2 separate regions of the Homo sapiens genome follow, and region 1 is linked to region 2. Evidence: chromatin loops called from intact Hi-C (ENCODE). Cell type or tissue: CD4-positive, alpha-beta T cell. All regions are shown on one strand. Each heading gives the region's core, and the rest is flanking DNA. Links, peaks and the distances in the headings are about the cores only.

The links. A loop is a pair of places that touch in the nucleus more often than their neighbours do. Peaks named below come from ENCODE experiments on the same cell type or tissue, not always from the same donor. Only the 100,000 strongest peaks of a DNase experiment are listed, where the experiment ranks them.
Region 1: a loop joins it to region 2, with 2.2 times the contacts of the local background. A loop is called at or near these places in 24 of 110 quality-filtered maps.

Annotation. Positions count from the first base shown.
Region 1 is chr17:5,704,327-5,709,927 of GRCh38, forward strand. No RefSeq gene overlaps it. Among named protein-coding and RNA genes, the nearest start is that of NLRP1, 120 kb to the left of the region's middle. In CD4-positive, alpha-beta T cell, for the core only: a CTCF peak has its summit at 2,722 (motif pointing left); a DNase peak (open chromatin) is centred at 2,705.
Region 2 is chr17:6,433,873-6,439,974 of GRCh38, forward strand. AIPL1 (AIP like 1 HSP90 co-chaperone) reads right to left here and starts at 1,249. Exons shown (of 6, transcript NM_014336.5): 1 at 1,137-1,249; 2 at 47-226. The coding sequence starts at 1,232. LOC107985017 (a long non-coding RNA gene) reads right to left here. Exons shown (of 3, transcript XR_001752776.2): 3 at 3,426-3,465. In CD4-positive, alpha-beta T cell, for the core only: a CTCF peak has its summit at 2,305 (motif pointing left); a DNase peak (open chromatin) is centred at 2,299; H3K27me3 peaks cover 50 bases.

The sequences.
Region 1 (5,601 bases), core at 602-5,601, 730 kb before region 2:
TTCACCATGTTGTCCAGGGTCACACAGCTAATGAGATAAGCAGAGTTAGTACCAGAATTCAGGTCTTCTTCCTTGAAGTGTCCACTGGGCTTTCTCTGCACCAGGTATCACAACTTGCAGGGAAAACCCAGGATGCTTTAATCATTTGAAATGAACCAGGCAATAGATTAGTGATGAGAAATAATGGATATGGCTGATCTATCTGTCTGTCTGTCTAACATATATATGAGATATATGTCAATATATATACTCCACAGAGATGACCGAGTGGGTGCTATTCAGAAAACACATCGGAGTTAGTCCTTTCCCCAGAAAGTTGACCTCCACTCTTGGGCATCCTCTTCTGGATCGAGGAAGGTCCTGTTGGGTAAGGACTCCCAAAGCATCAGCTGAGTACACTGGCATTGTTCCATGTCAGGGTGTGGATGGAAGAATGCCTGTTTAGTCATGTGGGCTCTGCAGCCACAGTTCAAATCCCAGCTCTGCAACTTATGAGCTGTGTGACCCTGGATAAATGAGCTAACCCTTCTGTGCCGCAGTTTCCTTATTTATAACCAACTCATGGTGATAGTTTCTAGCCTCTTGAGGCATTGAGAGGATTGATGCTGTGACCTCATATGTATCATTTGGGTTACAAATATGAATATGGGATGGCAGGGGGGTGGTCCATCTGGCCTCAACCTGTCTTTGTAACAGTCGTGACATTCTGCATATATATACTCCCATATACATGAGAGGATTAAATGAGTTAACCCGTGTAAAGCACACAGTGAGCCCTAATGTGAGTGCCTCTGCCATTAATATTGTCAGTTTGTCTGTGAGTGGGCAAGAGGGCCTGGCACTAGAAATCAGGGGACGTGGCCCTGGTCTGGCTCTGCCTTTGGCTATCCTTCCCCAACTCTCCTGCAGGGGGCAGGATGGGTGGGTTCCATGTTCTTGGGGATTTTTGCAATTCCTTTGCCCCTGCAGCACTCTTCTCTGTGGCTTCTGCAACTGCTTTGGGACGAAGCCTCTTGAGTAGATGAAAGGGAGTGGGAAGTTGAGAGCATCCCCGCTCCCTGCCACCTCCTGCGTCTTCTTAATGAGCTGCCACTATCTCTGTGGGGTGTGGGGTCGTGCTAGCTCCCATCTGGAGGGAGGCTGGCTCTGACCTTGCTCTCCAGGTGCCAGCTCACCTCCAGGGAGGTAGTTTCCCGAATGCTGACCCCAGGCCAGGCCCTGTCCTCCAGGGACTCAAAGTCACTTTACACTTCAGGGCAGCGAGTGCAGTGCAGGCCAAGCACAGGGGACTGGGTGATCCCAGCCAGGAGGGGAGGGGCTCAAGGAGAGGGTCGGGAGGAGGTGACCCGGGAATACTGAAGGTCCAGTAGGAGGTGATTAGAGGGTTAAGGGTGAGCATTCCAGGAAGACAATGGCCTGGGCTGAGGCCACAGAGGAACAAGCTAGCCATGTTCAGTTGTTCAGCGGGCTAGGGTGGAAAATGGCCAGATTCCAACCTCCTAGCCTGGGAGGATCACTTCTGGGAGGGAGAACCTAGGCCCCGGCCAGGATTCCTGTGGTCAGTTTGGGCTGAGGAAGGTGGGATGCTGAGCCCATTGCTTCTCTGGTTTTAAGCCCTTTTCAGTGTATCTTGGAAAAGAAAACACACCTCTTCTTCTGTGCCTCTTCTTCCTGGGGGCAGGGGGTAGGCTTAAAAGTGGCATTAAACACCTTATTCCCAAAGCCCTGGGATGTCAATGATGGGGTTCCCTGATGAGCTCCTGGGTGTTGCTCACCTTCATGCCAGCCTCCCGGCCTTCCTGCATTATGAAGGAAGCTCCAGAAGCCCAGCTTTGGCCAGCTGCAAAGCCAGTGGGGGCCCAGTGCTGGGAGGCCATATGGGGAGCTGGGCAGAGGGGTACCTTGGCCGACCTAGGGACTTCAAGCTGGTCCCTGAGCTAAGCAATTGCGCGGCGGTGCTCAGGGCAGGCCTGCCTTTCTGGGCCTTCAGACTTCCCACCATCTGCTTAGTGAGGCCCTCTGTTTAAATTCTCTACTTGTCTCGGCTTCCACAAAATAATTAGCATCTATTCGTTCCTAGAGCTTGCTTGGCGACATTAGTCATTGTAGGAGCTTTCAGTGCGGCTTGCAGAAATTTCCATTTGATGCAAAGTTGAAAATGGCTTAAGTGGGACTCCACGGGCCCCACTTACTTTACCAGCATCTGGTGCCTTGGTTTGTTTCCTCCTACCTGCTTCTTTGCTGCCTTCTGAGCAGGTGTGGGGCCTGATGATGACAAAGGGAGAGGAGGGCACTCAGACAAGAGAGGATGCTGTCCTCCTGGGACACCGTGGGGAAGGAGACTCACAAGGAAAACCCATCTGGGGTGGGAGAGGGAGGAGGAGGTTTTTAGTGCTGCAGCCACCTAGGCCCTTCCCGCAGGGACAGAGCTTTTGTAAGGGAGCGATTTATGTGTTGAGCTGCAAAGGAGGCCACATAAACCCAATCCCGGTTCAGGCATGAAATCCGCTGCAGAACAATTCTCTGACATATTTGCTTACAAAACTAACATGCACGATTGCAGAACAACCTGCTCTCTGAGGCATGAGTGGCTCAAAGCCCTTTGGCTTTTCTTGAAAGCAGTGCTTTGGCTCTCATGAGAACCCAGCTGCTCTAGCGTTGGTCAGTTTACATATTCCTGAGCCAGAGAAAGGGAGAAGGTGCTGCCTCCTGGCGGTCCTGTGGGGAATGAATGTGGGGCAAGCCAGTTCCTGAAATCATGCTTCACACTCCCTGGGCTGCAAAATGCTTTCCTTCCATCAACCCTCTCAGGTGGATGTTAAGGTCTTATCTGAGCCAATGGGGAGATGGACATTCAGGGAGAGGAAGGGCCATGCTTTGTGATTCTGGCCTTTCTTTGCCTATCTGTAAAATGATCTGGTTGTCTGTAATCCCAGCACTTTGGGAGGCCGAGACGGGCAGATCACCTGAGGTCAGGAGTTCGAGACCAGCCTGGCCAACATGGTGAAACCTTGTCTCTACTAAAAAATACAAAAATTAGCAAGGCTTGGTGGTGGGCACCTGTGGTTCCAGCTACTAGGGAAGCTGAGGCAGGAGGATTGCTTCAATCCAGGAGGCAGAGGTTGCAGTGAGCTGAGATCGTGCTACTGTACTCCAGCCTGGGCAACAGAGTGAGACCCTGTCTCAAAAAAAAAAAAAAAAAAAAAGGACCTGGTTGGACAAAGCAATCTCTGAGGGCTGTCCACATTTAGTCTCTCCCTTGTGGTGTGCATTGGGCCTGAGGGGTTTTACCCCTATGGCGGTCCACAGGGGGACCCTGCCCTGGTCAGTGGCCCATGCAGCAAGACGCATGGTGCTGTGCGACGCTTTGGGTCTGCAGTGTAAGACAGATCTGGGTCCAAGCCCTGGCCTGGCCCTGTTTTAGCTGTCCGGTCTATGGCAAGTTGGCTTCCCTGGCTGGATCTTGGTTTTCTTCTCATCCACAAAGTGGGGTCAGCTCCCTCTTCTGCCTGCCTTATGCCTCACTCCAGTGTGAGTGTCAAAGAAGAGAATCAATATGGAAATGCCTTGTGGATGAAAAGGTGGTGTTTGATTTTCTTTTGCAAAACATGATATATGCAAATTATACCAGAAATCAAATCTCACAAAAAGATGATGAAAGATAAGCTTCCCTTCCTACCTGTCTCCCACTTCTTCTCTCTAGATACAACCTATTATTACTCCTTGTGTGCGCTTCCTTAGAGACTTTCCATATGTCCAATATATATGTGCAAAGAGTGACATCTCAAGTATTTATACATCCATCTATCTATCTCACTTAGATGATTTTTAGGACTTTTAGAAATATCCGTTCAGCAAATATCCACTTTCCTTCTCTTCCTCCCAGGAAAATGCTCCCTGGCCCCATTGGTATTGGACTTGGCCATGACTTACTCTGGCTAATGGGATATGAACCAGTGTGACATGAACAAAGATTTGAAATATAGTTGGTAGAAATCTCCTCTAGTGCTTCTGCCATGACCATGAGAGGAATAAGCCCTAGCTAGCTGGCTGATCCCAGAAGAATGAGAGCTGTGGATTGGAGCCACTCCAGCCTATCTGTGGGAGTGTAGAAGAAAAAGAAAACTGTCCCAACTGACTGCACACCTTTGAGCCTGAAAATAATGCTTATTGTTGTATGTCATTGAGTTTTGGGGATGTTTGTCATGTAGCAATTGCTAACTGATACAATATATATGTTTACTTTTTTTCTAAACTGTATGGGAACATATATACAATATTGTGCACCTTGCTTTCTTCACATAATGTGTATTGGAAATTGCTCTGTATTGGTACATGTACATGTCTCTCAATTTTAATGGCTGTATAATATTCCATCTTATAGTATGTTCCTTATTGATGGATGGGTAGGTTGCTTCTGTCTTTTCCTATTATAGGTTGAATATCCCTTATCTGATGCTTAGGACCAGAAATGTTTTGGAGTTCAGATTTTTTTGGATTTTGGAATGTTTGCATTATGTACTTACTAGTTGAGCATCCCTAATCCAGAAATCTGAAATCTGAAATATTTCAATGAGCATTTACCTTTGAGTGTCATGTTGGTACTCAAAAAGTTTTGAATTTTGAAGCATTAAATGATGATTTTGGATTTGGGATGCTCAACTTGTACAACAATATTGTAATGACTCATAATTATATTGCAGGACAAGTACCTGGAAGGAGAAATTACCAGGTCAAAGAGTATGTTCAAAACTGTTGAACCAATTTACACTCTCACCATCCGTATATGACAACTGTTGTTTCCCCACAATAGGGATATTACTTTGAGGATGCCTCTTTACTGCAGCAGAAGTTCTGATTCTTGTTCTACAGCCCCACAGTCTTCAAACCTCACCATGAGGTTTCAAAAAGCAGTGTTTTCCCAGAGTGGTATGTGATTTTAGGTGGTACCAGAGACGATTTTTAAAAGGTACACAGAAAAGATACTAATGAACAATGAATCACGCAGTGATAAAATGATTCACTTTCCAAATCTCTACTGCTCCTCTGATTCCATCAGGGAGAAAGTCCCAGCTGGATGCTGATGTATTTTAACACTTCTCTAGCAGTTGCTAATTTTCCCTTGAACTCAGAGCCTTCGGTGGGCAGTAGTACTTAGCTTTCACTGGATTCATTAAAAAAAATTAATTTGTTTTTAATGGACAAATAAAAACTAAATATATTTATCATGTACAATGTGATGTTTTGAAATGTATATGTGGTGGAATGACTAAATTGAGTTATTTAACATACGCATTACTTCACATCCTTACCATTTTTTTATGGTAAGAACACTTAAAATCTACTGTCTTAGCATAATTTTCAAGAATACAATACATACTTATGGTCACTATGTTGTACAATAGACCTCTTGAACTCATTCCTCGTATTTAACTAACATGTTGTATCCTTTGACCAATCCTCATTTCCTGGTAATCACTGTATTCATTTTTTACCAGTTAATTTTATTTACTGGCTAATGTTCCTGATTTTTCTTTGTTGGAGAGTGATTGCAAATTTCCTTTGAAAATAAATTTATTTCATTACAAAAAGCTTGTGCTC
Region 2 (6,102 bases), core at 1-5,000:
CCAGAAAAGACTAGTCCCAGGAGACAGGCGCGCAGGGCCTACTTACGATGGTGTCGCACCAGAACTCGGCCACCTCGTGCACCCGCATGGAGGTAAGCAGGATCTCCCAGACCTCGAGCTTGAACATGTTTCCGATGATGATGTGCATGGGCTGGCCCACCTGCCGACTGTCGTCAATGACTGTCCGCTCCTCATCACATTTCATGGTGCGGAAATGAAAGATCACCTAGTCACCGAGACGGTGCACTCTGCTCTAGACACACTGTTCAAGGCCCGGCAGAAGCCACCCCCTTGCCACCGACACCCAGGGCTGTCCCCAGGGTCAGCTCACTCAGTTCACCCCATCAGATGCCTCAGACCCCTGGAGCACCTCCACCCTGCCTGCACCCCCCAGGGAGGAGGGACCCACCCCTCCCTACAGACCCCATTCCACTCCCCACAGCCCTGTGCGTCCAGAAATCCTTCCTCAAGTAAGCCCGAGTTCTTTTTTTTTTTTTTTTTTCTGAGACAGAGTCTCACTCTGTTGCCCAGGTTGGAGTGCAGTGGTATGATCTCGGCTCACTGCAACCTCCACCTCCTGGGCTCAAGTGATTCTCCTGCCTCAGTCTCCTGAGTATCTGAACTGGGATTACAGGCGCCCAGCACATCTGGCTAATTTTTGTATTTTCAGTAGAGATGGGGTTTCACATGTTGGTCAGGCTGGTCTCGAACTCTTGACCTCATGATCTGCCCATCTTGGCCTCCCAAAGTGCTGGGATTACAGGCGGGAGCCGCCTCGCCTGGCCAAAGCCCGAATTCTGTAGCCACAGACGCACCCTTCAGTCCAGGGAAGCCTAACAGACATTTGGGGACAAATACCAAGACTCCTCGGACTCCCTTTCTTCTCACTCAACATTTAGGGCCCCAGAAAATTCCCAAAAGCCCTTCCCCTCAGCCCATGCTAAAGTTGAATCTGCAAAGTACCAAAAATGCCCCCTGAATGGGTAAACGCTGGGAGCTCCCCGGAGGCCCAGCGCTGGGGCTGCCTGGCTGTTTTTTTGGCACAGCTGAAAGCTGTTTACAGTGCCTTGGGGCACACCTGGAATGTTGAAAGCTGCTGTGGGGGACCCTGTCTGCTCCGGAGGGGCCCCACTCACTCGGGATCCGGTGATGAAGTTTGGGAGCTCGCCCGTGCCCCCGTGCAGAATGGTTTTCTTGACCCCTTCCACGTTCAGGAGCAGAGCGGCATCCATGGCTGCAGGAGAAAGGGAGGTGTCCAGCACAGGCGGAGATAATCTCACCTCCGGGGAAGACACTTAGGCGGCTGAGACTCTGGGATTTACCCAGCCAGGAGGAGTGGGGGGAAGGGCAGACGGTGGGGGCGGTGACCTAGGCGCCCCGGCTTCTCATCAGAGCCACTCGGGCCGGGCCTGTGGTCCACAGGCAGCCTCGCCTCCTATCCCATCCACCTTTGCTTCCAGTGATTCTGGGCCCCTGCCCAGGGTTGTGCTAGATTTGGCTTTTTGTTCCACCCCAAGAAGGAAAAAGGTCCGCTGAGCTTTCTTAAAGAAGACAGGGGACCAGGCGCGGTGACTCACGCCTGTAATCCCAGCACTTTGGGAGGCCGAGGCGGGCAGATCACAAGGTCAAGAGATCGAGACCATCCTGGCTAATATGGTGAAACCCCATCTCTACTAAAAATACAAAAATTAGCCGGGGGTGGTGGCGGGCGCCTGTAGTTCCAGCTACTCGGGAGGCTGAAGCAGGAGAATCGCTTGAACCCGGGAGGCGGAGGTTGCAGTGAGCCAAGATAGCGCCACTGCACTCCAGCCTGGCGATGTGGAGAGAGGCCTGGAGGCCACTGAAGGGGAAAAGGAGGGGAGGCATGGGCTGGGCCCAGACTCTAAGTCCCCGAGGACCCCAGGCCAGCCGGGGTGACAGCTGCCCTTTGCCATCCAGCCACCTTTCTGCTTTCCCTGTTCCCCCTCCCCTCCCCAGAATCTGCCTTCAGGAGGCCCTGCGATGGTGGCCCAAGGCAAGAGGGGACAGGTTTCTGGCTTGGGAGAGAAGGAAGACGGAGAACGAAAGGCGGGGTGGGTTTGGGTAAAGTTGAGGCGCCCTCCGCAGCCCCGCTCCTGCCTCCCCTGCAAGGTCTGGCTGGGGGAAGGGTGGGTATCCCCTCCCCTCCCCTCCCCTCCCCTCCCCTTTGGAGGCCCTTAGCCCTGTGCCCTGGGAACCAGGCAGAGTTTATTGAGGGCATCAGGGACGCCCAGAAGGGCTGGGAAACATAAATGCGAAGACCTGGTGTTTGGCACCACCGTGTGGCCAGTTCAAGCTCCTACACCTCCGCACCCTGAGGGCACTGGACTCAGCTCCACGAAACCATTCTCTTCCTGACACCAGGCTCACCGGTTGCAGAGGGAAGGGGTGCAGGACTCTGCTACAGGGAGAGATAAAAACACGGGACTAAGGAGGCTGAAGTAGGTGGATCACCTGAGGTCAGGAGTTTTGTATTTTTAGTAGTCTGTACTAAAAATACAAAAATTACCCAGGCATGGTGGTGCGCACCTGTAATCCCAGCTACTCAGGAGGCTGAGGCAGGAGCCTCGCTTGAACCCGGGAGGCGGAGGTTGCAGTGAGCTGAGATCGTGCCACTGCACTCCAGCCTGAGCAACACAGCGAGACTCTGTCTCAAAAAAACAAAACAAAACAAAAAATGCTAGACTAGGCTGGGTGCAGTGGCTCATGGCTGTAATCCTAGGACTTTGGGAGCCAAGGCAGGTGGATCACCTCAGATCAGGAGTTAGAGACCAGCCTGGCCAACATGATGAATCCCCATCTCTACTAAAATTACAAAACTTAGTCGGATGTGGTGGTGGGCACCTGTAATCCCAGCTACTCAGGAGGTTGAGGCAGGAGAATCGCTTGAATCCAGGAGATGAAGGTTGCTGTGCACCAAGATCATGCTGCTGCACTCCAGCCTGGGGCACAGAGTGAGACTGTGTCAGAAGAAGAAGAAGAAGGAGAAGGAAGAGGAGGAGGAGGAGGAGGAGGGAAGAGGGAAGAGGGAAGAGGGAAGAAGAAGGAAGAAGAAGAAGAAGACTGGACTGAGCCAGATACAGCTAAGTTCAAAGGGCTGATCCTTTCCTATTTACTGACCTTGTTGCCTTGGATGTCTCTCGTTTTCTCTAACTGCATTTTCCCAACTGAAATGAGAAAATTGACCTCTCCTGCTCCTTCTCAGGGGAAGTTGGGAGGGCTGCAGCAGTGAATGGCACCCTGAAATCCGGCACTCATGAAAGTCTTGCTTCCCGTGAGGAGTCATTGGCATAGAGGAGACCAAACCTGGGCCAACTGGTCAGGCCCAGGGAATCCTGGCCAGATCCCCAAGGGTCCAGTCTCCATCCCTGGAAGGCAGAAGGCTGCTGAAAACCTTCCCCTTCTCTCTTCCATCCTTTCTCCAGCCACACGGCAACCTAGAGAGGTCTGCATGCATAGGTAAAATGGATACTTAGTAAAACTAATACAGGAATTATTAAGAAATAATTTTTAGGCAGATAGTAAGGGTAAAGGTTCTTGGTGGAAATTTTCCTGCAATAAAAAACAAGCCCCCAAACCATCTCTTTTCTAACAGAAAAGGCTGCTTAAAGGGCCAGGCTGGCAAACCTTGACATGCAAATGCTGGCCATTAGAAACTGGGTTCACTCATATGGAGATTCCTGCTGTCTTTTCCCTGTCACCAGGTGTACCGAGTGTCGTGGCCACCTCCAGATAACACCTTGTGTTCAGAACATCATAGCGACCCACATTTGCATATTAAAGGACTAAGGTGGGAAGGCCAGGTGTTTTGCGGGGTTTGTAAATGACACACCTGGTCAAACCAATCCCCTGGGCCCTATGGAAATCAGACACCACCTCCTCAGCCTCCTCATATAAGCAGCTACTTCCCACCACCCTCACCCTAAACAGGGGGTTTTCTCTTTGTTCAAATCCCCCCCCTCTGTCTCTGTATGGGGGGGCTATTCTCTTCTTCCTTCCTTCTTTCTTGCCTATTAAACTTTTCACTCCTTAAAACTACTCCACGTATGTTCGTGTTGTTAATCCTATTGGAGCAAGACCAAGAACCCTGGAGTTCCTCCAGTCATCAGAGCCGTATCAAAACTACAAAGGAAAATAAAAGTATTTATCATAAAAGTCTAAGGAGACAGGAAGAACACACTTGTCACTTGCGGGTGGCAAGTGTCTGCTTCTGGGATGCTGGCAGTGCTCACCCTTGACCTAGGTGATGGTTACATGGGTGTTGGCTTTATAAGTACAGTAAGTCCTCACTTAATGTCCTTTTAGGTTCTTGGAAACTGCAGTCTGAAATGAAAGGACATACATCAGGTCCTCAAATAACATCGTTTCAATCAATGTCATCATTTCATTATAATGTTGATGAGAAAAAAAGGTGGTTTCCTTATATGTCATTTCATTTAAAGTCAGTCTTCTTTTTTTTTTTTTTTTTCTGAGATGGAACTTTGCTCTTGTCACCCAGGCTGGAGTGCAATGGCGCGATCTTGACTCACTGCAACCTCCACCTCCTGGGTTCAAGTGATTCTCCTGCCTCAGCCTCCCAAGTAGCTGGGATTACAGGTGCCTGCCACTTCACCCAGCTATTTTTTTTTTTTTTTTTTTTTTTTTTTTTAGTGGATACGGAGTTTCATCACATTGGCCACTGGCCAGGCTGGTCTCAAACTCCTGACCTCAGGTGATCCACCCACCTTGGCCTCCCAAAGTGCTGGGATTACAGGCGTGAGCCACCACGCCCGGCCTAAAGTCAGTTTTCAAACACCTATTGACAGCATTAAGTAAGGACTCACTGTATTCATGACACTAGATTTTATGTCTTAGGCAGTTTTCTATCGGTGATATAATTCACAGTGAAAAGGATCCAATCATGTCTCTTCTCACACTTCTTAAAACTCTCCCACTGTTTCTGTTGTTTCCCTTTGTAGAGGGTCGAAGGGCACACACACATTGCAGAGATGTTTAAACAGTAGAACTGATAGATGTAGCCTGTAGCTGATTGGGGGATGTGGGGGCGAGAAGAAAAGGGGATGTTGAAGCCGATGCCAGGGGGGTTGGTTTCCCTGCTGAGAAGAATGAGGATTCACTCCTGGTCTGTGCCTGGAGTTGTGCCACAGGCTACAGACTGATGCCCCAGAAACCCTTTGCCCCCTGTCTTAGTTCATTTTCTGTGATTATAACTGAACACCACAGAATGCATAATTTATTTTTTTAAAAAAGACATTTATTTAGCTCATAGTTCTGGATGCTGGGAAATCCAAGAGCATGGTGCTGGCATCTGGTGAGGGCCTTCTTGCTGCATCATAACGTGGTGGAAGGCATCACATGGTGAGAGGACAAGAGCACGCACATCAGCTCAGGTCTCCATTCCTCTTCTTGTAAAGCCTCCAATCCTATCACAGGGTCCTACCCTGATAATATTATCTAATCCTAATGACCCTCCAAAGGTCCCACCCATAAATATCATCAACATACGAATTTGAGGATTCGGTTTCCAACAGATGAAATTTGGGGGACACATTAAAACCATAGCTGCTCCCAAACCAGTCTCCTCATGGACTTTATTAAAATGCCAATCTAATAACCTACTGCCCTCTTCAAATTCAGCAAAGAGTTGCCACCACCTTCAGGACAAATTTTAAGCTCCTTCTCTGGCCTACAGACCCTGTCTCTTGCCACCCCATCCCCTACCCTCAGCCCCTCATCTCAGCCCCACCCTTTTTGTCTAGGCTTTCCCCAGTCCTAACGCTTGGCAATGCTCCAGACTCCCAACCACTGGCCCACTAGCTCCTCACTTCAAACACCACACATTCAGGGAAGACTACCCTGACCTCCAGCTCCTGTCAATCTCCCCATGCCCCTTATACCCTGTCACTTCTCCCTAGCACTGCACATTCATGCTATTTTGCCCCATTGTAATTGTTTACAATGATGTGTTTAATGTCTATGTCTTCCATCAGATTGACAGTTTCAGGAGGTCAAGGAAACTAGTGGAATGTTTGCTCTTGGACAAAGAGCCCCTGGAGAGCAGGGCTGGAGCTCCTCGTTTGTCCC